Linked DNA regions of Homo sapiens: regions 1, 3, 4 and 5 are each linked to region 2. Evidence: chromatin loops called from intact Hi-C (ENCODE). Cell type or tissue: gastrocnemius medialis. All regions are shown on one strand. Links, peaks and the distances in the headings refer to the core of each region. The heading gives the core; the rest is flanking DNA. Region 1 has its middle 79 kb from the start of ATP8B1. Region 2 overlaps LOC105372146 (a long non-coding RNA gene). Region 3 overlaps NEDD4L (NEDD4 like E3 ubiquitin protein ligase). Region 4 has its middle 8.8 kb from the start of ALPK2. Region 5 overlaps ALPK2 (alpha kinase 2).

Evidence for each region. Hi-C counts contacts between places; a loop is a spot of excess contacts. Peaks named below come from ENCODE experiments on the same cell type or tissue, not always from the same donor. Only the 100,000 strongest peaks of a DNase experiment are listed, where the experiment ranks them.
Region 1: a loop joins it to region 2, with 5 times the contacts of the local background. A loop is called at or near these places in 8 of 110 quality-filtered maps.
Region 3: a loop joins it to region 2, with 4 times the contacts of the local background. A loop is called at or near these places in 27 of 110 quality-filtered maps.
Region 4: a loop joins it to region 2, with 2.8 times the contacts of the local background. A loop is called at or near these places in 4 of 110 quality-filtered maps.
Region 5: it touches region 2 in a loop (18-fold over the local background); 98 of 110 quality-filtered maps call a loop at or near these places.

Annotation. Positions count from the first base shown.
Region 1 is chr18:57,878,922-57,884,970 of GRCh38, forward strand. No RefSeq gene overlaps it. Among named protein-coding and RNA genes, the nearest start is that of ATP8B1, 79 kb to the left of the region's middle. In gastrocnemius medialis, for the core only: CTCF peaks have their summits at 3,060 (motif pointing right) and 3,264; a DNase peak (open chromatin) is centred at 3,070.
Region 2 is chr18:58,761,535-58,767,583 of GRCh38, forward strand. All of the region lies in intron 1 of LOC105372146 (a long non-coding RNA gene), which reads right to left. Among named protein-coding and RNA genes, the nearest start is that of LINC01926, 49 kb to the right of the region's middle. RefSeq lists enhancers at 449-498, 2,620-2,889. In gastrocnemius medialis, for the core only: a CTCF peak has its summit at 2,944 (motif pointing left); a DNase peak (open chromatin) is centred at 2,937; H3K27ac peaks cover 2,332 bases.
Region 3 is chr18:58,397,086-58,403,134 of GRCh38, forward strand. NEDD4L (NEDD4 like E3 ubiquitin protein ligase) reads left to right here. Exons shown (of 31, transcript NM_001144967.3): 31 at 1-4,454. Among named protein-coding and RNA genes, the nearest start is that of MIR122HG, 46 kb to the right of the region's middle. In gastrocnemius medialis, for the core only: a CTCF peak has its summit at 3,081 (motif pointing right); no DNase peak of the experiment used is centred there.
Region 4 is chr18:58,634,847-58,640,895 of GRCh38, forward strand. No RefSeq gene overlaps it. Among named protein-coding and RNA genes, the nearest start is that of ALPK2, 8.8 kb to the left of the region's middle. RefSeq lists an enhancer at 3,574-3,703. In gastrocnemius medialis, for the core only: no CTCF peak of the experiment used is centred there; DNase peaks (open chromatin) are centred at 2,000 and 2,565; H3K27ac peaks cover 4,646 bases.
Region 5 is chr18:58,527,122-58,533,170 of GRCh38, forward strand. ALPK2 (alpha kinase 2) reads right to left here. Exons shown (of 13, transcript NM_052947.4): 6 at 1,970-2,117. Among named protein-coding and RNA genes, the nearest start is that of ALPK2-AS1, 27 kb to the right of the region's middle. In gastrocnemius medialis, for the core only: CTCF peaks have their summits at 2,793 (motif pointing right) and 2,994; no DNase peak of the experiment used is centred there; H3K27ac peaks cover 423 bases.

The sequences.
Region 1 (6,049 bases), core at 340-5,339, 880 kb before region 2:
ACACGCTCTTCAGATGGTTGACTTTGGCTCAAGGACCACCACCAACTCCCCATCACCTGACTTTGGTGAGCCTTCTTTAGACTGCATGTTCTGTTTCTTTGTTTGTTTGTTTTTGGAAACAGAGTCTCACTCTGTCACCCAGACTGAAGTGCAGTGGCATGATCTCTGCTCACTACAACCTCTACCTCCCAGCTTCAAGCAATTCTTCTGCCTCAGCCTCCTGCTGGGATTACAGGCATCCTCCACCACACCAAGTTACATTTTGTATTTTTAGTAGAGATGGGGTTTCACCATGTTGGCCAGGCTGGTCTCAAACTCCTGACCTCAGGTGATCTGCCTCCCAAAGTGCTGGATTACAGGTGTGAGCCCCCATGCCCGGCCCTGCATGGTGTTCTAAGAATCTTCCATCCAACCTTCTCTCTCATTCTCCTTCACTCATGGTTAGACTTGTATCACAGTTCAGCAGCACTGCCATATTTACCCAACTCCGTCCCTAATTTTTTTCTCACAGAGGCACTTCCCCTTTTAATATTTTTGGCATCTGCTTCTTGGGAGAATGTAGACTAATATGGAAGTTTCCTGAGTAGAGTTTGAAAATGAGATTGTGTGTCAGGTACTGTGCTATGCATGGAGTATGGTAGGGTGGTCTCTGCCTTGCTAGAGCACCACTGAGGAATACAGATGTATAACCAGTCACTGCAGGACAGCATAGTAAGGCATCATGGGGCAGTCCCAGCTGCTGGAGTTGACGTGGGCATGCTTAGGGATGGTGGAAAGATGATGATACTGTTGGTAGGGTGGATATCCTGCCAACTGATAGCACACCCATTAGTTTAGGGAAAGACCTGGTGTTCAGTTGCTAGCCTCTCAAAGAGTTGTCCCCACAAACACGTGTGTAAGTATAGCTCAATGACTACACTGAAAGGATATAGTCTCAATGAATGTCATTGGTTCCTACAGGCATGATAAGACAATTTCTATCATTATTCCTGATATGGTTTGGCTGTGTCCCCACCCAAATCTCCAACTGTAGCTCCCATAATCCCCACGTGTCACAGGAGGGACCCAGTGGGAGGTAATTGAATCATGAGGGCAGTTTTTTCCCATGCTGTTCTCATGATAGTGAATAAGTCTCATGAGATCTGATGGTTTTATAAAGGGAAGTTTCCCTGCACATGCTCTCTCTTTTGCCTGCCACCATGTAAGATGTGACTTTGCTCCTTTCCCTTCCACCATGATTGTGAGGGCTCGTCAACCACATGGAACTGTGAGCCCATTAAACCTCTTTTTCTTTATAAATTACGCAGTCTCAGGTATATCTTTATTAGCAGCATGAGAACAGACTGATACAATTTCCTTTCCCATGGCCTTCAGAAAATAGATGGATGACTTCACGGATGTTGAGGAGAGAGGCAAATACTTTATAACGGTTTGCTTTTTGTGACAAAGTCTTTGTTTTCTGCCTGCCTTTCTCTAACATTTCCCCTAGTGACTGTCAACCCACAATGAGTGGTTCTTTCCCTACTGACTGCACTAGGTAGTTGTGAGGGACCATGAGATAAAGCCCCAAGCTCCCTTAACAACAGTAAGCTGCTCTCCCATGCAGAGTCCTTATTCCATCTCCAACTCAGGCCTGGCTACAGGCACCTGAGGAAAGGAGTGTGCTCCAGTCTCCTGGGCTCCACACACTTCCATTCTGAAGGGAATGTTGGGTCCCTTTTGGATTTTTATCCTGAAATTCAAGATCCATGAATGGATTCGAGGGAGGCTAAATCTCCTGGAATTATGTGTACATTTCTTCACACAATTTTTTTGTATACAATTTGCAACACAGTTTTTTTTTGTCATTTTTGTATGTTTATGACATGTTAGGGGCATAAAAAGGGATGGGGTCCATAGTTTTTTATTATTTCTCAAGTTTGTGACCTCAAAAAATATTGAGTCAGTCTTTTTTTTTTTTTTTCAGATGAGTCTTGCTCTGTTGCCCAGGCTGGAGTGCAGTGGCACAACCTTGGTTCACTGCAACCTCTGCCTGCTGGGTTCAAGCAATTCTCCTGCCTCAGCCTCCTGAGTACCTGGCATTACAGGCACCCACCACCATTCCCGGCTAATTTTTTTTGTATTTTTAGTAGAGACAGGGTTTCACTGTGTTGGTCAGACTGGTTTTGAACTCCTGACCTCAAGTGATCCACCCACCTCGGCCTCCCAAAGTGCTAGGATTACAGATGTGAGCCACCCCACCCGGCCCAGTCACTTTTTTTTTTTAAGAGAAAAATACTCAAGCCTTTATAGGGTGTCTAGATGAAAAACTGCCTTTAAAGGGTATCTGTTGTTGTAGTTATCCATTTTAATTTTAATATTATTATTCTACTTTATTTTATATTTTAGTTTAGACAGGGGCACACTCTGTCACCCAGGCTGGAGTGCAGTGGTGCCATCATGGCTCACTGCAGCCTCAACCTCCCAGGCAGAAGTGATCCTCCCATATCAGCCTCCCAAGTAGCTGGGACCACAGGTGTACACCATCATGCCCAGCTAATTTTTAAATTATTTTCTGTAGAGATGGAATCTCCCTATGTTTCCCAGGCTGGTACGCCTCCATTTTAGATTAAAAGAAAGGTCCCTTTTTCTTTGTGGTGATATAAGAAATACTGTATTATGGAATTTTGTGGGATAATAATAAAAGGGGGCTGGTATATGGAACAAAAGGAAATTAATTTTGTACCTTAATAAATCTATGTCATAAGAGAATTTTAACCTCCATAGAACACTGTCTTGGAAACCGAAAACTAAAAAGAAGAAAAACATCATAATTTTTCTTTTTTAAAAATTCTCTTTTCTTTCTTTGTTCTTTTTTTCCTTCCTTCCTCACTCCCTCCCTCTCTCTTTCTTTCTGGTTAATCTTAGGCCTAGTTATTTCCAGATTAACAGGCAAAAGTCTTCATTAGAGTTATAGTTACAACATGAAAATTACAGGACAAACTTAACTGTGTTACAAAAATGCCAAACGCAGATGGAAGTGTGCAATTCTTGTCTGTCTGAACTTTCCCTCATTCACCACGAGAGGGAGCGCCACACCACAGGGACAGCTCCCTTCACTGCCTGCATAGCTGTCTTAATGGTCTGCTATGTCGTGAACATTTTGCAACGTATGCACAGAGGTCAGCAAAATCATGGAAGAACAGGGCCTTGCTGATTGGTATACATGTCATGAGGGGCCCCAGCAGACCTCAGCTCTGTGTTCAGGTCAAGAAGCTGCAGGTGACCCGAGACACAGCAGCTCCTAACCACGCCCTGATGTGCAGCCTGCGTGCTGCTGCGGGGCAGGTCCTGAGGCCTCCATCAACTCATCTTTTCTAGAATGACAAAGTGAAACTCAGTTCCTTCCTCTACAGGTGACAAAGCAGGTAGAGTAATCGATGAGCTAATAAGTGAGTAGACATGCTAAAGCATTTATGAGATCTATTATGATCTCCTGTGAATGATAGGAAAGATGCTATAGATGAGAAGCTGACATCAGGTTCAGTTATTTTTATTCACAATTTTCTATCACCAGCTCTGTGCTGGTGATTGTATTTGAAGTGTATGGTCTCAGGTATTGATGACAGCTGGAGGGAGATCCTTGGAGGCTGGCCTTCAGGCTCTTTTGGTTTTTATTGTTTTTAATTGTGGTCAAATATACATAAAAATAACCCCTTTTAAACGTGCAGCTCTGTGGCACTGTGTACATTCACGTTATTGTGCAACCATCACTACAGTTTATCTACAAACCCTTTTCATCTTCTCAGATGGAAACACGGTACCCATAAACCAACAACTCCCCATTCTCCTCTCCTCCCAGTCCTTGGTAACTTCTGTTCTACTTTGTGTCTCTGACTCTATGAATTTACCTTTTCTATTCTAGGTACCCCTTATAAAGGGAATCATGCAATATTTGTCTTTTTAAATCTGGGGGATTTCACTCAGCATGTCTTCAAGATTCATCCATGTGGCATATATCAAAATGTCACTCCTAAATGTGGTATATATGTAAGGAGTTATTATTTATATTGTATATATTCCACACAATGGGATATTAGCCATAAAAAAAAGAAATCCTGTCCTTTGCAGCCACATTGAAGGAACTGGAGGTCATTATGTTCAGTGAAATAAGCCAAGCACAGAAAAGCAAGTGTGGCATGTTCTTACACATATATGGGAACTAAAAATCCTGGATGTCATAAAGACAGAGAGTAGATTGGTGGTTACCAAATGCTGGAAAGAGTAGGAGAAAGATGGGGATGAAGAGAAGTTGATTAATTGGTACGAATGTTTAGTTAAATAGAAGAAGTAAGGCTTAGTGTTCAATAGAGCAGTAGGGTGATGATACTTAACAATAATCTGTTGTATATTTCAAAATAGCTGTAAGAGAATAATTCAAGTGTTCCTAGCATAAAGAAAAGATAAGGCCTGTTGCAGTGGCTCACGCCTGTAATCCCAGCACTTTGGGAGGCCGAGGCAGGCAGATCACGAGGTCAAGAGATCGAGGCCATCCTGGCTAACACGGTGAAACCCCGTCTCTACTAAAAATACAAAAAAATTAGCTGGGCCTGGTGGCCGGTGCCTGTAGTCCCAGCTACTCGGGAGGCTGAGGTAGAAGAATGGCATGAACCCGGGAGGTGGAGCTTGCAGTGAGCCAAGATTGCCACTGCACTCCAGCCTAGGTGACAGAACGAGACTCCATCTCAAAAAAAAAAAAAAAAAAAAAGAAAAGATAAATATTTAAAGTGGTGAATGTGCCAATTACCCTGATTTGATCTTTACACATTATATGACTGCATATAATGTGTATATATAATATATAATGTATATAGACATGTACTCCAAAAATATGTACATCTATTATGTATCCATAAACTTAAAAAAAAGTCTCTGTTGTTTAAGCAAAAAAAAAAAATGGTTGTTCATTTTTAAGGCGAATAGTATTCCACTGTATGTATGTCTTAATGTGTTTAGTGTTATAACAGAATACCTGATTCTGGGTAATTTATTCTAAAAAGAGGTTTATTTAGCTCATAGTTCTACAGATCAGGAAGTTCAAGGGCATGGTGCTGATTTTTGGTGATGGCTTCCATGCTGTGTTATAACATGGCAGAAGGTCAAAGCGGGAGCAGGTGTGTTCAATATCACAAGAGCAGTGATATCACTTTATAAGAACTCCCAGGCCGGGCACAGTGGCTCACGCCTGTAATCTCAGCACTTTGCGAGGCTGAAGCATGAGGTCAGGAGTTCAAGAGCAGCCTGGCCAATATGGTGAAACCCTATCTCTACTAAAAATACAAAAAAACAAAAATTAGCCAGGCATGGTGGCACACACCTGTAGTCCCAGCTATTCAGGAGGCTAAGGCAGGAGGATCGCTTGGAGGTTGCAGTGAGCCGAGATCGCACCATTGCACTCCAGCCTAGGTGACAGAGCAAGACTCCATCTAAAAAAAAAAAAAAAAAAAAGAACTCCCACTTCCAGGAGCTAATCCATTCCTGAGCAGGTGAGAGCTCTCTCTCATACCTGTGAGTGAGACAACATTAATCTATTCGTGACGATGGGGACCCATGAACCAAACACCTCCCACTAGGCTCCACCTCCCAACACTGCCATGTTGGGAATCAAATTTCAACATGAGTTTTAGGTAGGGATAAATCACATCAAAATCATAGCAGTATACACCACATTTTGTTTATCCATTCATTCTTTGATGGACATTTGGGTTGCTTCTGGCTTTTGGCTATTGTGAGTAATGCTGCAAAGAATATTAATATACAAATATCTGTTCCAGTCCCTGCTTTCAATTCTTTTGGGTGTATACCCAGAAATATAGCACCTGATAATTCTGTGTTGAATTTTTTTGAGAAACTACCATACTGTTTTCCTCAGTGACTGCACCATTCTGCATTCCCACTAGCAATGCACAAGGGTTCTAATTTTTCCACATCCTTGCCAACACTTATTGTTTTCTTATTTTCTCTTTTTCAGAATAGCCATCCTACTGGGTGTGAAATAGCCATCCTAATG
Region 2 (6,049 bases), core at 525-5,524:
CCCCTCCCCACATAATCCCAATCTCACTTTCAAGAGATAATGCTATCTCTTCAGTGTATATTTCTTCCGGTTGTATTATGCATATAAATCTCCAGACCATATGGACACACACACACATATGCACACACACGTATGAGTATTATACACATACATGTGTACAGATATCTTTTATACATGTATACACACAGGTGTACACATATGTGCATATGTGAGATCATGCTGAGCTCACCGTTTTCCAGTTCCTACTTTCACTTCACAATAGCTCTTGGCCATCTTCCACCACAGTGTATTTAGAGTGACTCTATAAATAGAACGATTTCTAATGCACCTTTCAGATTTCAACTCTTTAAATAAATGCGACAAGGGCACATCTCGTGGTCCAAGGTCGTGACTGCTAAGGCCCAGAGAACACAACAAATTTGCTGGCTTCAGCCGTGCTGACCTGCTGGAAGATGGGTACAGGCTCCTAAGTGGATGCTGCCATTTGTGCGCCTCCCAGCCACGCACCCCACCCTCATATACACACTATCCCTTGAGGAACATTTACCTTCCTTCCCGCCCCAGGTGTTTGTGACTTGGTGGGTAGTGGGTGACAGAGATGCACCTGTGTCTTCAGAACACAGGCCACTGAAGGACAGCAGGCCCGGGGCTGGTGGGGGCCTGAGCATGCCCTCCCTCACCAGGCTGACCAGGCTTGCATGCAGTGGGGCAGAGGCAGTGGAACTATCCAGAAAACATGCCCATCCCCCCGCCCAAGCCATCACAATGGGAGCTGAGTACAGGGTCACTAGGACAAAGAGTGAATGGAACCATCTTGAAAACAGCGGTGATGTTTCCTGTCTCCGCTGGCACAGGCCTCCGTGGAGCCCACGTTCTTTTCACAGAGTTCAAGTTGCTCAAAGAAATAAGGAGAGGCCACTTGTGAGCAGTGGTCCTCCAGGTGAAACCCAGAGGGCGTCGGGATGCCCACAGGTTCCTCAGGAAACTCATGCGGGGAGACATGGGGGTGCCAGGGACACGCCTCCACCCCACCATGGCTGCCCATAGCAGGGTCCGTGGCAAAGGGACCAGGTGGCCCATGGGTTAGTGGGAGCAGATGCCCAACCACCTCCTCCAGGCCCCACTGCCCCCTTGGGCCACCACAGAGACCTCCAACTTCTCCATCCTCTCTGTCTCTCCCTCTCTCTCCCCACTTGCTCTCTTCCTCAAGGGCCCTTTCCCTGTCAACTACCACTGGCACCCGGCTGGAGGAACAGGGCAGGTTTGCCTGTTAGTACCTGCGGCAACTCATCCCCCAGCCCCTAACTTTGAGGCGATCCCATTTTCCTCCTGTATTCCCTGAGCTTGACACAGCTGAATGTGGAAGACCCCAGGGCAACAAGAGGCTTGGGAAGGAAGGTCACACTGGAGTCGCGGGGGAAGGGTCACCCAGGCACAGGTACTCAGCATAGACTGCAGATGCTGGCCAGCCAGTCCTACACCCAGCTTACTGCAGAGGCACGACCACACTTCTGCTGCAAGGCTGGGGGAGACTCTGTGGTTTCGGTGAGGAAGAGGACAAGGAGGTGAGCGAGCCAGGAACAGCCCCCGCATGTCTCTTATCACGCCTTCATTCCCCTCTCCCCGCAGCACTGAGCTTCTGTGTTTTCTTTCCCCCAAGACTGTTCTCTCGGCTGCTGGTGGCAAAGGAGAGGGCTGCGGGGGAAGGAGAGAGAAAGGGGGGACCCCAGATGATCCTCCTATTCCCTAAGCTCTCAAAGTCTTCAGATATCTACAGCTTTGCTGCTCTAACCGCTCATTGTGAAAAGAATGAGTCTTATACTTGAATACAACCCTAAAATCAAAAGAATGACATCTAACCCGCTGTTCACCATAAATCTTTTTTTTTTTTAATTTTTGAGACAGAATCTCACTCTATCACCCAGGCTGGAGTGCAGTGGCATGATCTCGGCTCACTCCAACTTCTGCCTCCTGGGTTCAATTGATTCTCCTACCTCAGCTTCCTCAGTAGCTGGGATTAGGGGTGTGCACCACCATGCCCAGCTGATTTTTGCATTTTTAGTAGCAACGGGATTTCACCATGTTGGCCAGGCTGGTCTCAAACTCCTAACCTCAAGTAATCTGTCTACCTTGGCGTCCTAAATTGCTGGGATTACAGGCGTGAGCCACAGCGCCCAGCTCGGCCCATAAATAATTTAAAAGACTGCATTTCTACTGTCTGACTCCATTTCTGTGAAGAGTCCAGGAAAGGCAAATCTCTAGTGATAGGGTAGGCTACCAGGGACTGGGGGCCCGGGAAGGTGGGAGAAACCGGAAGGGACTGCCAATGGGTATGGGGACTCTTTTAGGGTGATAAAAAAATGTTCTAAAATTGATTGTGATGATCAATGATCTACAAATATACTAAATTGGTGAATGTCTGGCATGTGAATTATTTCTCAATAAAGCTGGTTTCTTTTAGAGAAAGTAGTTCAAAATTTCTGAGGCTGTTTGGTTTTTGTTTTTTTAAAAAAGCAAATCATTGGCCCCGGCGTGGTAGCTCACGCCTGTAATCCCAGCACTTTAGGAAGCTGAGGTAGGCAGATCACTTGAGGGTCAGGAGTTCGAGACCAGCCTGGCTAACATGGTGAAACCCCATCTCTACTAAAAATACAAAAATTAGCCAGGTGCAGTGGCACACACCTGTAGTCCCAGCTACTTGGGAGGCTAAAGCAGGAGAACTGCTGGAACCCAGGAGGTGGAGCCACTGCACTCCAGCTATGAGAGGATAAATGCCCACTATTGTAAGGCCCAAGCTAGTGGTAATTTATTAGAACAACCCTAGGAAACTAATGCAGAAAGGCGGAGGGGAACCGCAAGCTCCTTTGTGATCCACCCCTTTGTCTTCCGAAAGGCTTCGTTTAGATTCAGAGCCTTCTGTTGCAGTCTCTTGCTCCCCCTCCTGGCTCAAAGGAAGAACTGTGCCCCCTTCAGTCCCACGGAGATTTGATCTCTCTAATGAAGTGGGAGGAGAGAGGAGTTCGCAAAACTTAGAAATGCTGTTGCAAGAAAAAAAAATTTTTTTTTAGACAGGGTGTCTGTCACCCAGGCTGGAGTGCAGTGGCTTGATCACGGCTCACTGCAGCCTCGACCGCCAGGGCTCAAGTGATTCTCCACTATGCCCCGCTAATTTTGTTTATTTTTTGTAGGGATGGGTCTTGCTATATTGCCCAGGCTGGTCTTAAACTCCTGGGCTCAAGCAATTCTCCCACCTCAGCCTCTCAAAGTGCTGGGATTATAGGTGTAAGCCACCGTGCCTAGCAGAAAAAATAATTTTAATGGTGCATTATTTTCCCATCTTGAGAGAAGAGTGAAGACTTAGCACTTGACCTGAAAGCTTAGCTCCATCCTATGCCCTCATCATTCCTGGTAATTTCAACTCCACGTTGATGACCCACACAATTCTTCTCTTGGCTCTTTGGCTTCCTCATCCACAGAGACTTCTTGTAACCCAACCATACACCACCCAAGAGATATCCTGGACCTTGTCATCACAAAAATTACACTCTTCCAAAATCATGGATTTAAATTTTGTCCTCTCTGATTACAAAGCCCTATCTTTCAGCCCACTTTCTCAAGTGCCCCTTCAATATCACAAGTCACCAGAATCAAGATGCTAACACTTGACCCCTCTTATTTCACTCAAATCTCGACTTATTTTCTTGTCTAACCAGATTCTTTGTTTCGTCTATTCGCTCTCACAAACACCAACTCCCCTGATCCATTCTTTTACTTTCAACTGGCAAAACTCCAACCCCCACCAACTTCCACACACTTCTCTCTACTTAAGCCCCTCATTCTCCTTCTCCTCCTACCCTCCCACTCCTGAGAGCCTTGCTTCACCCGTCACTGAAAAACTGAAGCCATCACAGCGTATTATTAACCCTCTTGCATCGATAGTTTTCTTTCTTCCTGTTACAATGGAGGACTTGTCACTCCTGTCTAACCCCTCCACGTAGACTCTGGGTTGCATCCCCTTTTATTTATTTTCTTTTAGAGACAGGTTCTCACTCTCTAGCCCAGGCTAGAGTACAGTGGTATAATCATAGCTCACTGCAGCCTCAACCTCCTGGGCTCAAGCAATCCTCCCACCTCAGCCTCCCGAGTAGCTGGACTATAAGCACATGTCACCATGCCCAGCTAATTTATTTTTATTTTTGTAGACAGGGTCTTGCTATGTCACCCAGGCTGGTCTCAACCTCCTGGGCTCAAGTGATCCTCCCATCTCAGCCTCCCAAAGTGCTCGGATTACAGGTGTGAGCCACCATGCCCAGCCTCTCCATCTCCTTTTTGTCTTTCCTAAATTTCATTTCTTTGGTTATCTCCCCTCTAATATGATCAATATGCCTCATTTTGACCAATTATTCTCACTGGCACACAGGCATGCTGTCAGAGCCAGCTTCGTGGGCATGAGACCTCTACAGACACACAGCACCCTGTGCCTGGTTTAATATTCTGCCGTCACTGTTTTTAAATTCTTAATAATTTTTTAACAAGGAGCCAGTCCTGCCTGCTCTAGTATCTGCCATTTTCTCTGCTTCCCCTCTCTAAACTGCCAAAACAGAGCCTAGGTGAGCCATCTCTATTTCTACTTGTATCTCTACTTTGTCACTTTTACTAATTCTGTTTTTTTAGACAGAGTCTTATTCTGTCATCCAGGTTGAAGTGCGGTGGCGCAATCACAGTGAGCTCAAGAGATCCTCCCACCTCAGCCTCCCAATTAGCTGGGACCACAAGCATGTGCCACTATGCCTGGCTAATTTTTAAATTTTTGTAGACATGGGGTCTCACTGTGTTGCCCAGGCTGGTCTCCAAATCCTAGAATCAAGGGATCCACCCACCTTGGCCTCCCAAAGTGCTGGGATTACAGGCATCAGAGCCACTGCACCCAGTCCACTTTTACTAACTCTGAAAGTGTTTCAATCCCAACACTTTTCTCCTAAAAACAAAAAACCATCCTCGTCAATGTTTCCATATGGCCTCAATTTGGTGACATTCAAAGAACCTTTTCTGAAGCCATCCCTGAAGACTCTCCTCTTGCAGTTCTCCACTTTATTCTCCAACCTGGCAGCCTGTTGCTTTCATTCCCAGCATTTTTCTCATGCAAAGTTGTATAATTGTGAACGTGTTTTTTGCCTTCTTTCACTCTAAGCTCTGTGGGCAGACATCATGTGTCCTCGTCCCTGACACAGTCCCTGACGCTCAGTGGATGTTTACTGAGTGAATAAATGAGGGAATGGATGTGCAAGAGAGTTCAAGAACTTGAAAAAAGTTCAAGGGATCAGTAATGTATACACTCAGGAAAATTTTTAAAAGCTAGAAAGATCTGATAGTAAAAGGAGAGGCAAAAAAACTGGATAACCTGGAAAGAAAATGAGCAAATAAAAAATCATTTACATTACGATACCTGGAAGGATAGGTGGGCGTTGTCAGAAGGTGGAATACTGAAGTGTAAGATTTCGAAAACACTTCTGCTAGTGTAAGTGCTGGCCAGTTCTGGGGTGGTCATGAGTGGGGGTGGATTGAGTAAATTGGAAGTGAAGGTCACTGGGATTCAGATCGAGGAACTGATCTGAGGTTGCTGGATAGGTTGCTCAAATGGCTATTCAAGTCATCAGATGAACAGGAGAAGTTGAAGTCAAAGGGAAGACGTTGCAGTGAGTACAGTGGCACGTGCCTGTAGTCCCAGCTACTAGGGAGGCTGAGGCAGGAGGATCCCTTGAGGCCAGGAGTTCGAGGCTGCAGTGAGCCATGACCACTCCTGTGAACAGCCACTGCACTCCAGCCTGGGCAACATACTGAGATACCCCACATTTTCAGTGAATAATCTTGACTAACACTTATAAAGTGCCTACTATGTGCCAGATACTATTCTAAGTGCTTTGCATATATTTATATATTCTATATACAAATAATATTAACAACAACCCTATGAAGCATATTACTGTTATCATCCCCAGTTTATAGATGAAAAATTGAGGCAAGAGAGGAAACTCTGGGGCTTGGCGAG
Region 3 (6,049 bases), core at 389-5,388, 360 kb before region 2:
TTGGACTCCCATTTCTCATCCGAGAAATTACTTAACCCTTCCTGGCGCTGTACAGTCATCTTTTATTCTATTTCCTCTTTGCTGTTTGTAGTAGAGACATTTTGAATGAAACTTGGCACTGCTTGATTCAAAACTGTGGAAACCAGATCTGTTTAGTCTCCTGTTTGTATGCGTTTGCTAATGGTAGCTAAATAACCAGTTTTTGTTGTAAATGCACCAATTCTGAAGGCACTTTATGTACTACATGGAGGTCATATCTGGTTTTGTTTTTATTTTTTTATCATGAACATTAAATGTGATGATGATTTCTTTTCCCTGCACACATCTTTCCGGTGCAATATCTATCAATTGTGAATCTGGCTGCTGGTGTATAAAAACCTGGATGTAAAGCTGAGCCTACAGACCTGTCCTCACCAACTGTTTTGTGATTTCTACTCAACTACAAAGATTTATTTAATGTACTCTTAATCTAACTGAGTTTTGTTACCAATGACCTGTTGCATGCTTCAATACCGTGTACTGCCTGAGTTGTGCCTCTTGTGTGCTAGATTAAAAGTGAGACAGAGACTTGACTTGATCCTCTGAGCTCAAGCTATTGAGCTGGTAGTGGCAGAGGACTGAGGGTACCTGCACAGTTTGATTCTTTTCCACGTGTAAGTCTCCATTGCAGAATTGTCGTGCTTTGAGAAAACACCTGAGGCAGTGTGGGAGTTGAACGACCCTGCTGTCCTTTTTAACCTGTGTTGTCCTAGACCCTGTCGGGGCAGTCAGGGGACACTAGAGATTTGATCTCATGCGAGTCATCAATAGGACAAAAAAGTTGTGGTTTGGGGAGGTCTGTTTGTTACATAAAAAGGACCTTTCGGTGTAAGAAATTGCCGTTTTTACCCTGCCCTGGCTGGCATGTGAGAAGCCATGGAAGGTTGTGGTTGTAAATGAGTTGTCTAAAGGGGTGCAGAGGCCTGAGGTTTCTAAAAGAAGGTAGATTTCTACAGAGCTGAGTGTTGGTTCCTTTTTCTTATTGGTTGAAAATTACCTGGTAGTGATCAGAAAACTTAGATGCTATGTAACTAAAAAAAAAAAAAAAAAAAAAAAAAAAAAAAAAAAAATTCCCGCTCATGAGTTTTGACTATTGGTGAGATGTTTTCCGCTACAGTTAACATGACAAATGTCTCAGTGGCAAAAATCCCCTTTTTGTAAGCCCCCATAGTCTAGAGGCAGTTTTCTTTTTAAGAATCATGCCAGAGCCTGAGTCGAGCAGTATGCTTTCTTGGTTTTTGAGAGTAATTGTGTAATTGTAGAGGGAGAAATCCAATTCTAACCTAAGAACTGGGATTCTTCTGTCATCTTGTAAACCGTATATTGAAAAAAACAGAATGTCACTAAATGCATATTAAGTCAAGTATTGGAAAGTATAAAAGAAAAATCATTCTGACAATTTCTAAGCCAGAAGCAAACAAGAATTACTGAAATCTACCCCATGAATACTTGGAAGGCAGTAATTGTGAGTGACACCTCAGTTCATCAACCCCTTAATAATATCAGCTTAATTTTAATGACAACTAAATATGCTGAAGTGAGGATTTAGTATTTTTTAAAAAAGCAAAACAAGGTTCAGTAGTCCTCAGCAATTCTCCAAGTTTCTCTCTTTGCCTAAAATGGTCATAGATCTTGATTTCTCTGAATCGTGATGACCACACCCAGTCATCTTCACAGCATAATTGCAGGTGGCAGTAAAGAGAGTGTGCTGGGTAAGGAGCAGTTGCTGGGTCATTCCTTGGGCCCCGACCTGCCCGGGGAGTAGCCCTGGGGGAGAGAGGGCAGTGTTGCCTATCCCAGAGGTCCCAGCAGTCACACTGCTCTGCAGGCCGGGCTCTCTTTATAGCCAGAGAAATCACCTTAATGCAGTCTCTTTAGTTGTCTGCTGAAGCTGTAGTTATTATGGGCCACTTACATGAGGCTGAGAAGTACGTGCCGGAGCTCACACACTGCCTGTTGCGGTTCTCTTAACATCAGTTATCACAGCTGCCTGTGGGTCCCGGGTATTTCCATTCCTGCCCCTTGTTGGCCCGAGGAAGGATGTGGAAAGAGCACCTGGTGGGATGAAGGTCCAACAGCCTGTGCCTCTCCACTGCTGGCCCTGGAGCCGGCAGCAGTGAGGCATTCATTGTCTGTGTTGCGGTGTATTCCCAGCTTCAGTGCTCTTTTCCTTTTTGCCTGAAATGTTTATGCTTCTCTGCAGCCAGTCCTCTAACAAATCTCAAGAACAAAGGTAAGACACTTGGTTTTTGTTTCCAGGACCCTTCAGAAGGTGACATCAGATATTCCCTAAATTCAGACAATGAGGGATACAGAGCGACTTGGCATGTATTATTTCTCCCATGTAAGGACAAAGGGACAGATTATTATTGTTATTTCTGAGACAGAGTCTTGCTCTGTAGCTCAGGCTGGAGTGCAGTGGCTCAATCTCAGCTCACCACAACCTCTGCCTCCTGGCTTCAAGCGATTCTTCTGCCTCAGCCTCCCCGAATAGTTGGGATTACAGGCACCCACCACCACGCCTGGCTAATTTTTGTATTTTTAGTAGAGATGGTTTCACCATGCTGGCCAGGCTGGTCTTGAACTCCTGACCTCAGGTGATCCTCCCGCCTCAGCCTTCCAAAGTGCTGGGATTACAAGCATGAGCCACCGCACCCGGCCTCACAGTGACAGATTCTGAGAAACAGCATGCAAAACATTTGAACCATTTTCTACATCTCCCATTGTTGCATAGAGAGTGTGCACCGCTGCTATCTTGCCAGATCCACACTGGTCCTCCCGAAAGCCAGGTTCATACACAGCAACTTTTTAATTATTCTAACAGTTACCCATTAACAGTCGACTCCTGTATTTCTGAGAGTCTTGTACTCACCTCTGAAATTTAAAAACGTATAAAGAGAGCCTGGGTTAATCAGTTCTGCAGCCCCTACGTGACACTGTGCTAGTTCTCCTTCTTCTGTCTCCTCCTTACCCTGGCCCTGCACCCCTGTACTTAAGAGGGAGAGGTGGGAGGTGCTGTCTGGTATCATTTGCTGCCTCGCCAGTAGAGGGTGCCGCTGTGCAGGGTAACTGCCCGCCTGCTCCCTTCCTGACCTCCCCTGACCCCGAAGATCACTACCTCTGTCATTCAGGCATTGGGGTACATCCTGATAAGTCGTGTCAGAACTGCCAATTTCAGGACTGAGATGTGTTTTTAAAAAACAAATCCTTATAAACTCCACTTTGTACTTTAGATTTTAAAACTGGGGAAAAATGTGATATTCTTTGGACCACTTTTTTAATTTATATAAGCCTTAATGAACAGTGTCTATACATTTGCATACACACACCCCCACCCCAGAGTGTTCTCAGTATGTCAGAGAAAGTGCCACAGCATTAGGACGGGAGCTTGGAGAACGTTTTCTAGAAAAGGGTTAGCTTCCTGTTGGCATGAAATTTTCCAAGCAAACCTCATTAAACATCTGTTGTTTGTTAAAGATGTTCCACTGAAAGCAACGCATGTTTCAAAGGCACGTCTTTCCGTTCGTTGGTTTTCTGTGTGTAAGGAGTAGCATTGCTGTTGGCGCCTAACCTCGCGTGCACTGCATTCTCAACCCCGTACCAGTGCATCATCAGAAGCCTTCCTCGTGACCATAACTCTGTGTCTGCAGATATGTGTTCCCGTGTAAGCCAGTTTTCCCCTTTTACTCAGACTGATTTCACCTAGATTGTCACGGTTTCCTTCATGTTAACTTTGCGTGACTTTGTTCTTCCTTTACTACTCTGTATGTAATATATATACATATATACGTACATATGCTGTCCAAATATATTTGTATATATTTGTATAGCATTTTTACACCTTTATTGAGTAATCTGGTTTCGAAAGGAGGTGAGAGTTTAGTCCCTTCTGCAGTTTTCTCCAAGCTGTGTCCTGTGAATTTCAACCCTTGGAGCCTAAGAAAACCCTAGGAAGATGATGTTAATTTGCTGTCATTTCCTAATTCAGGATCTATCATCAAATGAAACATGAAAAAAACAGTGACTTTTAAGGTGAAAAGAGTTTCAAGCATTCCAAATAAATTATCAATGTTTCATAACTTTTTATTATAAACCCACCTCCTAATAGGAAGCCAAGTACTATTTGATACAGTGGTAAAAACCAAACTACCTTGAATTTTTTTAAGGCAACTTATGAATAATGCTCATTTTCACAGTCAGAATAGCTTTAAAATATGGTTGAATTTGATACACACAGGAAGTTTTCTTGAAGAACAATCCTTTCGCTTTTCTTTTTTCTTGAGAGATCTAAAGAGAAACTGTAGATTGTTTTCCTGACAGCAAAAGACTAATGTGACAAAATGAAGTCATTGTAAAGAAGCGATGCAACTTGTCAAATATTTAATAAAGAATTATGGAAGCTGGAACATTTTCTACATCAAGTGTTATGGGTTGTTTGATTTAAAGCTTCTTTGTGAATGCACCATCTTAATTGTTGTCAGAGGGGTTTAAATGCCTGCAGATTTATAGTATGTTCATTTCCTTCATCTCCCTAAAAGCGCCGCACTTTTAAAAACATTAAAGTCTGGCAGGGCACAGTGGCTCACGCCTGTAATCCCAGCACTTTGGGAGGCTGAGGTGGGCAGATCACTGAGGTTAGGCATTCAAGACCAGCCTGACCAACATGGTGAAACCCCATCTCTACTAAAAATACAAAAAATATATATATATATTAGCCAGACGTGGTGGCGCATGCCTGTAATGCCAGCTACTCAGGAGGCTGAGGCAGGAGAATCGCTTGAACCCGGGAGGCAGAGGTTTCAGTGAGCTGAGATTGTGCCATTGCATGCACTCCAGCCTGGGTGACAGAGCGAGATTCCGTTTCAAAAAAAAAAAAAAAGTCTGCCCAAAACACATGGCTTAAGCCTACTAAAAGGATGCACATTTATTCTTATCCGTCTGCTGTTTTGTTCTTTTATTAAACTTGAGAATTACTGATTTTACGTAACATTTGTATAATCCATGTTAGTCTGTTCCTCAAAAGGCATCCTTGTATACCTAGCCCTCAACTTGTGTGAGAGTTAATAAGACTCAATAATGAATCCCCAAGTTGCTTCTCAGAAAGGTGCTGTCAGAATCCCGACCGTGTGTCACTGCCCTGTGCAAAGCCGGTGGCATTTTTCCTCATGCCATTTCATTCCGCTCAGATCATCTCAGACTCCTGGAGAATTTTCCCTTTTTCTTTAGTACTGAGCTTCCTCTTGATGTGCTTAACCCATCCCCTCGGGGCAGAGGAGATAGCTAGCGGGGAAGCAGGACATCATTTAGTCTTTGGTTTCTTGCGGCTTGTCTTTTTCCATTAACAGTAGATGGCATCTTGCCAGAAAGCTGTCCGCAGCACTTGGAATTCCTGCCGCCTCCTCCAGGGTTATGAGTACACATGAGAGGCACAATTGGACAGAGTCACTGTGAATATTTATATGTTCTTTCTTAAAACCACACATGGTGGAACGAATTACATCAATGACACAGTTGCTAGATTAATACGCTTTTAACCTGCTCTGAAGTCCAAGACTCATTAGGCACTTGTGAGATGGTGAAGCCCCTGGTAAAAGTGTTTGCGGTGAGCATGGGTATCCTGAATTCTGACACTAGCTTTCTCGGGGTTGGCTCTCAGAGCCATGTTCAAAGGGGTTCCTGAGGTAAGAACGCAGAAGCCTCTTTCTGGGAGAGAACACTTCTCAAAACAGCTTCCAGAGAGCTCAGGCTGTAGAATCTCTGAGGAATCATTTATAGGACTTGAACTGGGCTGGAAAAAATTTGAGCATGAGTTTACTTAAGACCCAAGACACAGTCCTTGGTAAGTAGGCCGCAGTGCCCAGATGTGACCCAGTGGGGACTCAAGAGGGCAAGAAGGGAGAGTCCCTGTTGGGAACCTTTTAGGGCTGACCTTAGGCCAGACTGGGAAAAAGGTCAGTCTCCCCAATTAGCCTGTTGCTGTGTTCCTTCCTGCCCAGCCCACTTCACAGTG
Region 4 (6,049 bases), core at 326-5,325, 130 kb before region 2:
ATATATATTTTATTTATTTTATTTTTTTTTTCAACTTTTATTTTAAGTTCCAGGGTACATGTGCAGGATGTACAGATTTGTTACATAGGCATACATGTGCCATGATTATTTGCTGCACACATCAATCCATCACCTAGTTATTAAGCCTAGCATCTATTAGCTATTCTTTCTGATGCTCACCCTCCCCACCAGCCCCCAACAGGTCCCAATATGTGTTGTACCCTGCCACGTGTCCATGTGTTCTCATCATTCAGCTCCCCTTGTAAGTGAGAACATGTGGTATTTGGTTTTCTGTTTGTGCATTGGTTTGCTGAGGCGGAGAGAGCAGAACATATATTTTAAAAACCCATGAAACTCAACAATAAAAAGATTAAAAACCCATAGCCAGGGATGGTGGCATGTGCCTGTGCTCCCAACTACTGGGGAGGCTGAAGTGAGAAGATTGCTCGAGCCCAGGAGTTTGAGACTGCAGTGAGCTACGATTATGCCACTGTACTCCAGCCTGGGCAACAGAGTGAGACCCCATCTTTTGATAGATAAATAAATAAATAACAAAAACCCAATTTAAAACATGGGCAAAAGATTTGAATAGACATTTCGCCAGAGAAAATCTATAGATGGCTAATAAGCACATGAAAGGATGCTCAACACGTTAGGCCAGGCACACTGGCTCACACCTGTAATCCCAGCATTTTGAGTGGCCAAGGTGGGAGGATTGCTTTAGTCCAGGAGTTCTAGGTCAGCCCTGGCAACATAGCAATACCCCATCTCTACCAAAAAAATGAAAACAAAACATTAGCTGGGTGTGGTGGTGTGTACCTGCAGACCCAGCCACTCAGAAAGCTGAAGAGGGAGGATCACTTGAACCTGGAAGGTCAAGGCTGCAGTGAGCCATGGTTGTGCCACTGCACTCCAGACTGGGCAACAAAGTGAGACTTTGTCTGGAAAGAAAAAAAAGATACTCAACACCTTTAATCAATAAAGAAATGCATATTAAAATGGAAACACAATAAAACAAAGAAATAGAAAAAAACATATTGAAAAAAAACCACAATGCCCACAAGGATGGCTATAATAAAAAAAAAAAGACGAACAATACCAAATATAATGAGGATGTGAAGAAGAAACTGGAACCCTAATACACTGCTGGTGGGAATGTAAAGTAGCACAGCCACTTTGGAAAATAACTGGTCATTTCTTAAAACGTTAAACACAAGCTTGCCATATGACTCAGCAATTCCACTCCTAGAACCCTCCCTATGAGAAATAACAACACAAGTTCAAATAACAACCTGTATGCCAAAAACTGAAAACAATCCAAATGTCTGTCAACCAATGAATGGATACGACAAGCTATGGCCCGTGTACTATTCAAGAACAAAAAGCAAAGGACAATTGATTCATGTTACAGCTTGGATAAACCTCAAAAACCCTGTGCTAACTATAAAAGGCCAGACACAAAAGACGACATATTGAAATATTCCAATGTTATGAAAGTCAAAAAAGACAAATTTATAGAGACAAAACATCGGTGGTTTTCTAAGGTTGGGAGAAGCAGGGTTAGCTGCAAATAGACATGAAAGAATATTTTGGGATGATGGGACTGTTCTTGAACTGAAGTATGATAACAGTTGCACAAACCCATAAATATAGTAGAAATTATTATACTGTACACTAACAATGACAAAATTTTATGTAAATTATCCCTCAATAACACTGTTTATGGCTGAGTGTAGTGGCCTAAGCCTGCAATCCCAGCACTTTGGAGGCCAAGGTGGGAGGACCACTTGAGGCCGGGAGTTTGAGACCAGCCCGGGCAACATAGCAAAATCCTGTCTCTACCAAAAAAATTAGCCAGGCATGGTGGCATGCACCTGTAGTCCCAGCTACTCAGGAGACTGAAGGAGAAGGATCACTCAAACCAAGGAGGTCAAGGCTGCAGTAAGCCATGATTGTGCCACACTGCACTCCAGCCTGGGTGACAGAGTGAGGCCCTGTCTCAATCTTTTTTTTTTTTTTTTTTTTTTTTTTTGCAACGGAGTCTCACTCTGTCACCCAGGCTAGAGTGCAGTGGTACAATCTCAGCTCACTGCAGTCTCCACCTCCAGTGTTCAAGCAATTTTCCTGCCTCAGCCTCCCCAATAGCTGGGACTACAGGCACGCACAACAACTCCCAGCTAATTTTTTTTGTATTTTTAGTAGAGACGGGCTTCCACCATGTTGGCCAGGCTGGTCAAACTCCTGGTTTCAAGTGATCCACCCGCCTTGGCCTCCCAAAATGCTGGGTCAATTGTTTTAAAAAATGTAAAACAATAGAATAAAACAGTTAGTGGATCCCTTGCTTATCTTGCCCTACAATAGAATATTTTCTGACTTTTATTCTTAAGTCACGTTCAAAGCATCAAACCTACTTGATAAAACTATGACTTGAACGACTACTCCAGATTTTCATCCCCACGAGTCTGAGAAGCAGATACCTAGTGAGTAAATCCTCCTGAACATGATATTCCTCGTGACAGGTACCCAGAGAGCCAAAAGTCTAAGGCAAGAATTATCACCAGCCGCCTCCTGTCCCATTGCTCATTTGACAGTGTTACTATGCTGTTCCCTTATGTACCAAGACAGTGTGGAGCCTGTCCTCCAACAAATGGAAAGGCGGCAGGGAGAACAGGGTTCTCTAGGAGCTCTGCAAAGGTCAGGAGATGGGGCTCCTGGACTCTGTTACCACCTGCTACTGGCTGGTCAGGGAGTCTTGAAGAAGGCAGTGCCCAAGTTCTTATTAATGACATTCTTTTTTTATAAAAGGCATAATGAAGCTTACCTGGTCTTAAGTCAGAGTTTTTAGCAAAATATTATGTTTCCTGTCCCTACCATTTACTTTTATGGTTACATGGCCAATTGAGAGATTGATCAATCCTACCTGATTGATCAATCAGGATTGCCTGTAGCAAAATTTCACAAAGGAAGTTCACTCCAAGCCACAGCTTTCTGAAGCATAGTCTACCCCAGTTGCCCTCTTTCCCCTTTCTGGAGCTCCTAAGTCTCATCCAAGCCTCATGCAACTAGTCCTTTTCTTGGTGTAAAAGATCCATGAGGCTGAGTTCTGGGCTCAGTTTTGCCAGCCCCACGAACTCCCATCTTTGTTGCCCCCAGGAGAGGCCATGACTACACCCTTGATAACTTGGCCCTTTCCGCTGTCTGTGTTCCACAGCCCCCTTTCTCGTAAGCTGTCCAAACCTGTCTTCCTGAGGACAAAAAGAACTTCACTACAGGGTGAAAAACTGTCTTCCCAATCTGCAAATGTGGCTGCACGTGACAGGAATAATTTAACTACCAATTAAAGTGTGTGTGCTACAGAAGCACTTCTCATCCTCATTTGCTTTATCAGTGTTCATTTATGAATCCATTTTTTTCTGTCTATTACCCATCGGTAATGAGACCTTAGCAATAGCCTCCGAGTCTCCTCTTGCCAAATCTGCCATCACCACCCCTTCCCAGCACCACAGACACTATCGTGGGGACTGCCCAGACAGCCAACGGGCCAATCTTCTTAGACACTTGTTTTTCATCTCTCTCTCTCTCTTGCTTATAAATCTTCTGTGATTCCCCATCACAAATAGAATAAAGCTAAAACATCTCCACTTGACATTCCTGAGTTTAGCCGGCTCTTTCTCTGTTGCAGTTCTCTTGTCTTAATAAATCGGTTCTATCTAGGCATCAGCCAAGAAGAATCCACTGGGCTAGGTTACAGAAGAACAAGAATAACTTCAAAAGCACTTTTCAACTACCCCATCCAACTTCCTCATTTTACTCACTTCACAGATTCAGACAAAGATCCAGACATACTCAAAGAACTGGTGGAGTAGGAAGTGGAGATAATTCTGCTGCATTCTGAAAACCACACCATTAAAACAGATTAATTCCTGGTGTTCAGAGAACCATTTACATTGCTGATGAATTCATTACTTGTGCCACAATGCTTTCTTACCCATTGCTTGGCTGAAAAGAAAAAAAAAGTCTCAAACCCCATAAGTCCCCATTTTCACTTTTCCCCATATCATAAAGCTGAAATGCAATAACAAACTCGCTTTCCGTTTTTGTCATTAACATAGCAATTTATTCTATTACTCCTAAAGTTTTGAAGACAAATATCAATATCAATGTCTAATTTTGTTGCCTCTCTCTCCAACCAGTCTGTAAGTCTTATGAGATGTTTGCTCACCCTTCTATCTCCAGCAGTTAGTGTAGTGTTTGGCTTGCACTGGCTCAAATGACAGTCCTTGAGTGAATGAATGGATGGCTCTTAGATACACGGTCTTCTCACTGCAGTATATGCTCATTCGCTCTCAAAAGACTAACTTAGCAAATGGCACTGATTAAGGTGGAATGTAAGATCAATCCTAGTTATTCTAAGAAGCCTTAACAGGTACAGCACCAGCCCCAGGAAAAACTAAAAAAAAAAAAAAAAATTTTTTTTTGAGGCTGGGTCTGGCTCTGTTGCCCAGGCTAGAGTGTAGTGGCATGGTCTTTGCTCACTGCAACCTCCAACTCCTGGGGTCAAGCCATCCTCCCACCTCAGCCTTCCTAGTAGCTGGAACTACAGATGCACACCACCACACTGAGCTAATTTTTGTATTTTTTGTAGAGATGGGGTTTCAGCATGTTGCCTAGGCTTGTCTTAAACTCCTGAGCTCAAGCGATCCTCCTGCCTCAGCCTCCCAAAGTGCTGGGATTATAGGCATGAGCCACTGCACCCGGCCAAAAACTGAATTTTTGAAGTGTCATTTCCTAGGCCTTTTCTTTCAATCTCCTTTTCTCCCCATTTTCAATATTTCCTCTGCCCTGACCATGTAATATTGTGGGACCATTTTCCCCTATAATTTTCATATCAGTATAAAAGTAGTGAGAAGAACAAAACATAGACTGCAGGATATTTTCATCTCATCTTATTGTAAGCTTAATAGACCTTAAAGCAGTTAGCTTTGAACTTTACTATGCGTCAGAATCACCCGAGGCTCTCATTCAGATGCAGATTTTAAGGACCCAGAGACTCTCATTCAGCGGATCTGAATACAGGGCCACAAATCAACAGTTTAAATAAGCTCCCAGTGAACAGTACACCATGAATCACTACTTTAAGACATTTATAGACAATCAACCACATTTCACCAGATTGTGTAATCATTTTCTGCCCAGTATTTTTCCAGTCTGCTTTAGGCTAGAGTAAAAGTCTGTGAAAAATTCATACTCAATATACTGTTAGGAATTTAATGCTTTAACATTGGAGAACATTTGCATTTTAAAGAGAATGCCCAAAGAGAGCAAACATTTACCTCAAAGCAATGAAACTCAAAGGTTGATTCTGAGTTTCAACCATCATCACTAAAGGAGTGGGGCAGTAAAAACCACCCTGTTTAATATGCAAATGTACTCTCGTACTATTTAAATAAAGGAAGCAGTCTGATCAGCGAAGTTACCTGTTTTCTGGGGTTTGTTTACACCATGCTGTTTCAAATGTAGGCTTACTAATCTATCATGGTTTAGGCTACTAGTGAGAATAAATAATATTAACTTCAGCTCACTCTTATTAGCACCTCTGCCCCAAGATGTGTGAACCTGGACGTGTTTTATCTCCCAGAGTCTCCTTTGTTAAAAGAGAATGATTACAGCTCCTTCCTTGGGTTATGTGAGGATTAAGTGAGCTACTTATGCACATTCCTAACACCGTACTTGCTATGTAGGAAGTATCCACTAACGGTTGGTAATTGGCACTATGATAGGGGCTGGGCAAGCAGATTTGCAGAGACAAAATTCCTGCCCTTAGGGAGATATGCCCAGGTAGCCAAGGGAGCTAGGGAAGGGACACTTACCAGGATTGGAACAAAGAATGCCTCATGGAAATGACATCTGAGGGTTTTTGATGGATGGGCAGAAGCGTCAGGGAGGAGGATGCAGGGTCTATGGAAGAATATTCGGATAAAAACAACAGCTTGTGCAAAGTGATGAGTAAAAACTTGGCTTGTTTAAGAGAACTGCAAAAATAGTTTAG
Region 5 (6,049 bases), core at 404-5,403, 230 kb before region 2:
GATTTAGTAAGTTCAAGAAGACCTTTGCTCCACGTTCATATTATATTTGAGAGATTTCAACTCTTTGAAAATGATACAAGACAGTGACATATTTCATGGAGGCACAAATGAAGGGAAACGCTGGACTGGAAGTAGGCATGAGAGAAATTAGCAAACATTTGAAAACCCACTTGAAATAATATAAATGATCTCTCAATAAACAAATGAATTATAACTCTTAAATATTCTCAAGTGTTAGCATGGAGAAAGCAAATGGGTTCAACTAAGCCAGACACTGTCACCAAGGAGAAATGAAGCAAACATCACTAGGAATCAAAGGCCTTAGCCACGCGTCATCAGTAAGTAGAATGCTTACTAATGACATATGCTCCCCAGGGGAAGGTTAGGTTTATCGTAAATACACATCAAATGGAAAAGGGACCCGCAAATATTCAAGTGGTAATTCTGAGCTCAGAGCAAGGCTGATGAATGGAAAAACAGTGAAAATACTGGTTAATTGCTCTTGGCTGACAGCTTCAGAAAATAATTTAAAATGAATAATTAGTACCTTTTTAAGTGAAGCTCTAGGGAACCTCCTTGACTTAAAAAGCAAACCATTTCTTTTCCTTTATAATAATTCTTAAGCCATACCTAAGACAGGCAGGGTAATGGTGACATTTTAGGCAAAGTGGTTATGCTATCAATTACAATCCAGTTAGATGCTCTGGAGTGATGTTAGTAGAAATGAAATCATAGCTCAAGTATTCCATGATTACATTTGAGAAATAGTTTCCAGACATATGTTCCAAGCAGACATATATGATTTAATTAAACAGAAAACTCAGATTTTCTCACTTTTTCAGTCTACTGGTGACAAAATTAAGGGGATTGGAACCCCTCCCATTTCTTAGGGAGCTAAACTGGGAACCCTTTGGCAGAGGGTTGACTTTTGAACCAGGTGATTTGTTTCTAGATTGTGTCAGATGAAGCTTGAATTCATCAGTTCACTTGAACAAGCATTTATTGCCAAGAAAAGCTGCTTAAGGAAGCCAGTAATCAGGTTTATTCCACAGGGGATATTCTTGGCAATGATTCTCACGCTCATCTCTTGCCTCCTCATTCTTCTCTCCTTTATTATCTTAAGGACATGGCTGGACGCAGTGGGTCACTCCTGTAATCCCAGCACTTTGGGAGGCTGAGGCAGGTGGATCACTTGAGGCCAGGAGTTCAAGACCAGCCTGGGCAATGTGGCAAAACCCTGTCTCTACTAAAAATACAAAAGAAAATTAGCCAAGCATGGTGGTGTGCTCCAGTAATCCTAGGTACTCGGGAGGCTGAGGTGGGAGGATCACTTAAGCCCAGGAGGTGGAGGCTGCAGTGAGCCGTGATTGCACCACTATACTCCAGCCTGGGAGATGGGAGTAGCACCTTGTCTCAAAAATAAAAATAAAAATCATAGGGACCCAGAAATAAACAGGTTTTCCCATCTTAGTGATGGCTGCTGGTCACCCTCAATAGCTGTTACTTTTCTGTAACCTCATAGATTGCTGTTGTTGTTGTTTTTATTCATCTCCTTAGCTTTGTTTGACCTTTATCAGATTACTGGGAATTTATGAAACAGAAAACACACCCAAGTTAAATTCACAGACATACAGATGAGAGCTCTTTAATCTTAGGACCACAGAACCTCAGACTAGAATATCATTTGACATGTTCCTTCCCCTGATTTAAAAAATGTAGTGAAAGGTTGTGTGACTTCCCAAAACCCCAGAACTCAATTCTGGCAAAACCTGGGCAAGAATCCTCCATCATTTTCCCCATCCAGACACTTGTCTTCCGATATTTAGTCTTTTTTAATATTGTGGATGTGGAATCTCTGCTTCAATTTTCCTTTTCACGTCCTATAATTTATTCTTTTTTCTTTTTTACAACCATGTTGTGAAATAAACAAGCAACAACTGTGAAAAGTAACCAGGGAAAAACATCGCACCTTCTCTGCACTTGGGCTATGGACTTTGAATCTTTTGTCCAGCAGATAGTAGAATCTTCATGAATTTCTGCAAATTGGCAGCTTAATTTTACATTTCCAGAGTGTTCAGGGAACATCTCAGCTTGGATCTTTTTCAGTAATACTGGAGCTAGAAACAAGATATTTGAAGGTCAGTGTAACAAAAGACTTTCCCATTTCATACCATTTAATTCTCATAACAATCCTGAGAGACAGGAATATTAATTATTATCCCCAATTATGGAAGTGAGAATTGAGTCTCTGAGGGGAGAGGTGGCTTGCCTAAATAGTCGGAAAATTTACAAATCAATCTAATAGAAAATGCTCACTTCCATTACTTAAAATTCTTTAGGTGCAGCCTGTAATGCTTAAAGTGAAATAGAACTTGAGAGATTTTTTCTAAAGGGGATGAGAGGTGGGAGGATTTTAGATATCTATTCTATAGGATCTCATCCAAATAAAGATGTTTTTAAATGATTACCAGATCATCCAGGTCGAAATCAGAGCTAGGAATTAGGGAGTAGAATAAAATCTGGATTATCCAAAAAACTACGGCTAAGCCCCCAAAATGTAAAAGACACCTCAACAATAGGTTATTGGCTGAATAATATTCATCTTTTCCCTTTTATCACACTTGTCTTTGCTGAAGATAACCTAGTAGATTGGAGTGATGTCTGATATCAACCTCATTAGCAAAAGAGAATAGAAGCAATAAGGAAACAATTCCCACTGGTTGGGCTGAGACCTTTGAAATATCACCTCAGTATCAATATCAGTGAGGAACAATTAGCATGCTAATGTGTAATTAGCTAGGGCAGCCACTGGGCGGCAGCCTAGACATTAGAACAAGACAAGGATGAGGCCCCTGTCCCGAGTGGTCGTAACAATTGGGTAGGAAATGAGATTACTGCAGATGTGTGAGTCTATCACAAATTAAGTAGCATAACTCCACAGCGTTGGTAACACAAAAAAGTACATCAGTATAAAACATATGTAATCCGTAGCCAAACCAAGATCACCAATACTGAGACTTTGCTCCACTGCCTCAAATTATACTACGGTGAAAATATCCATGAATTCAAGGTGCTTCTCATCTCTCCTTGGCACCAGCAGATGCTAGGATGACAGAATGCATATTTAAAAGCTAATTCTCTACCCTGGAAGTGATAATGGGCCTGTTGGGTAGCAAATCTTTCAACCAGAGAGTAACCAAGACTGCTAACAGTATCCTGGGAGCCAAGTGGATAATTGAGAGAGAGAGAAAATGTAACAAGTACGTATTGATGGCAAACCCGCATCAGTGCATTTGGGCCTGCTGGTTCCTGCCCAAGCTGAGACCGTGTTCAGGTTCACAATGTCAAACTCTTGGTCCAGGTCTCGACCAAGCCCACCTCCTCATCTGGGCCATTTCCTAGAGGGTCTTTCCAACACCATGCAGTGGCCGGCTTCATGGGTGATGTGGGGACACCTAAATATTCCTAAGCCTGCCAGAACCTGTTGTACCGAACACAAGGAAAATTGGAGGATGGCGGGAAGGGCATGAAATGGGCAGCAGAACTGAATGATGGATGGTCTGTGGGAGATTTGAAGCTTGTTTAGCCGAGGGGCTTTGGGCTTTGGATAGGACCCCTGACTATGTGAGACAGAGGTGGAAAGTGCAGCTGAACGAGCTCAAAGGAGACCTGGAGTGCAGCTAGTTTTTTCTTCCGTGTGCAGGTTGGGCTAGTGTTGAGGGAAAACGGTAGTAAAGTCCCCGGTGAATAAAAAGTTTCTGTTGTACTAAGCTTTGGACATCAAAAACGATTACTCAGGCCTGGCATGGTGGTTCACACCTGTAATCCCAGCACTTTTGGAGGCCGAGGCAGGAGGGTCACCTGAGGCCAGGAGTTGGAGACCAGCCTGGGCAACATAGCAAGATCCCATCTCTAGAAAAAAAAATTAGCCAGGTGCAGTGCGCATGCCTGTGGACCTAGCTACTTAGGAGGCTGAGGTGGGAGGATCGGTTGAGCACAGGAGTTCAAGGCTGCGGTGAGCCATGATCTCGCCACTGCAATCCAGCCTAAGTGACAGAGTGAGACCCTATCTCTAAAGTAATAATAATAATTTTTTAAAAACATTACTTAGGGTTTATTTCTTTTATAATGATCCAAGTCACTGCTCCCCTCATCCTAACTCCCGCCCCACCAGTTAACTGGTGGGAAGGCATTAAATCTGTGCTCCTTTGGGGATAGCAGGGTGGGTACCAGACTGCTGGGTAGGGCACAGTCGAGATGTCAGCCAAGGGGTCTGAAGTGTACCAGCCGGAAAGCAGTGACGAGGACTCAGGATCTTACAAAAGCCATCACAAGAAGGAAGGAGAACTTCCTAATCTGGTGTCTTCCTGGTGGCAACTTTTGTTATTTTTAAGCAATGAAATTGCTGTTGCTTACACTGAGAAAACAAAATAAAAAACCTTTGAGTGCTCAATGGTGGAGTAGATTCTTAAAGGAATTGGCCCACGGCTAGAAAACCGTAACGAACAACTAGAAGGTGATAAGTTGAAAAAAAAAAAAAAAAAAGGACGGGCATGCGGGCATGGTGGCTCATTTTGGGAGGCCAAGGCGGGCAGATCACAAGGTCAAGAGATCTAGACCATCCTGGCCAACATGGTGAAACCCCGTCTCTACTAAATATACAAAAATTAGCTGGGCATGGTGGTGCACACCTATAGTCCCAGCTACTCGGGAGGCTGAGGCTGGAGGATCGCTTGAACCAGGAGGTGGAGGTTGTAGTGAGCCGAGATTGCACCACTGTGCTCCAGCCTAGTGACAGAGCAAGGCTCCGTCTCAAAAAAAAAAAAAAAAAAAAAAAAAAAAATAGGCTGTTGTCAAGGGCTGGCCCTCTGAATGCTGCCATTCCAAAAGGTAAATGCCAGAAGAGAATTATTTTTCCTGTCTCTTGTCATCATCTGTGTTGATTCGTATGGATTAGTGCCCACAGTGGATTCATATTAGATAAATATTCAGTGCATTCATTATCAAAGTCACCATGGAAAATAACATGTCCTTAATAAATGGATGAATATGTTGGTCAAGCAGTTATTTCCCATCAGTCGATGGCCCTTCCAGTACAATAACCTAGTGCTGGTTTGTAGTTAGATCAGGGAGCTGTGATCCTAAAGAAAAGTGGGTGCCAGTGTTCCAGAAACCCGTTCTAATTTTCTCTGCAAAGAAAATCCCCACACGAGAGGGGAGAGGTTGGCCGCCAGTGGCAACTCCTCCGAAGCTGGGAAAGGACTGCAGGGTCAGAACCTACCCCGGCATGGGCAAAACCTGCCTGGGACTCCCATTTACCTGCTGACTCAAGGGTAACTCTGGTGAACCTCCCCCTCCTGCTCCGTCACCAGATGACTCCTACCTTCTGGCCGAGGCCCTGAGTTTTTCAGAGAGGAGGAGCTGTGGATGCCAGCACCACTCTTTCTCCTAATGCTAGGTTGGTATCAACTCAGACACAATGATCTTTTGCCTGAACTAAGCTCTCTATTTATTTCATAAGCATACTGAGCATAAGCATTGCCTCATTTTTTATTTAAAAACACTAATTTAAAAAAACAGTAACTAACAACCATGAGAGCTGTGTTAGGCCATGTGCCATTCAAATTGCTTTGCATTTTTATACCTGAGAGGAGTCTTATCATTAGCACCCCCATTTTACAGGTGGGGAAAGTGAGGCACCCAGAGGCTAAGGCATTTGCCCAGGGCTATCCAGGTACTGCCAGAGGCCAGACTTGAACCCAAGCAATATAACTCCTAATCTATACCCTAACCACCATGATACAACTTGCCCCAGATGGACCCAAACACCCGCTAGTATCTCTAACTGAATCTTTGCCTCTTAATGGCCTCTGTGTTGTGGGTGGCATGAGTAACAACCCTTCAGTGGTCTGGCCTGGAAAAGTCTTTGGTTGTCTCTACCCCGTAGTCTCCGGCAGGGCCCTCTCAGGACAAGGCTGGCTGCCCTCGCATCTACCTGCTTTGCTCAGACCAGTGGCTCCCAGAAGGCGGCATGCTCGGTCTTTGCAGC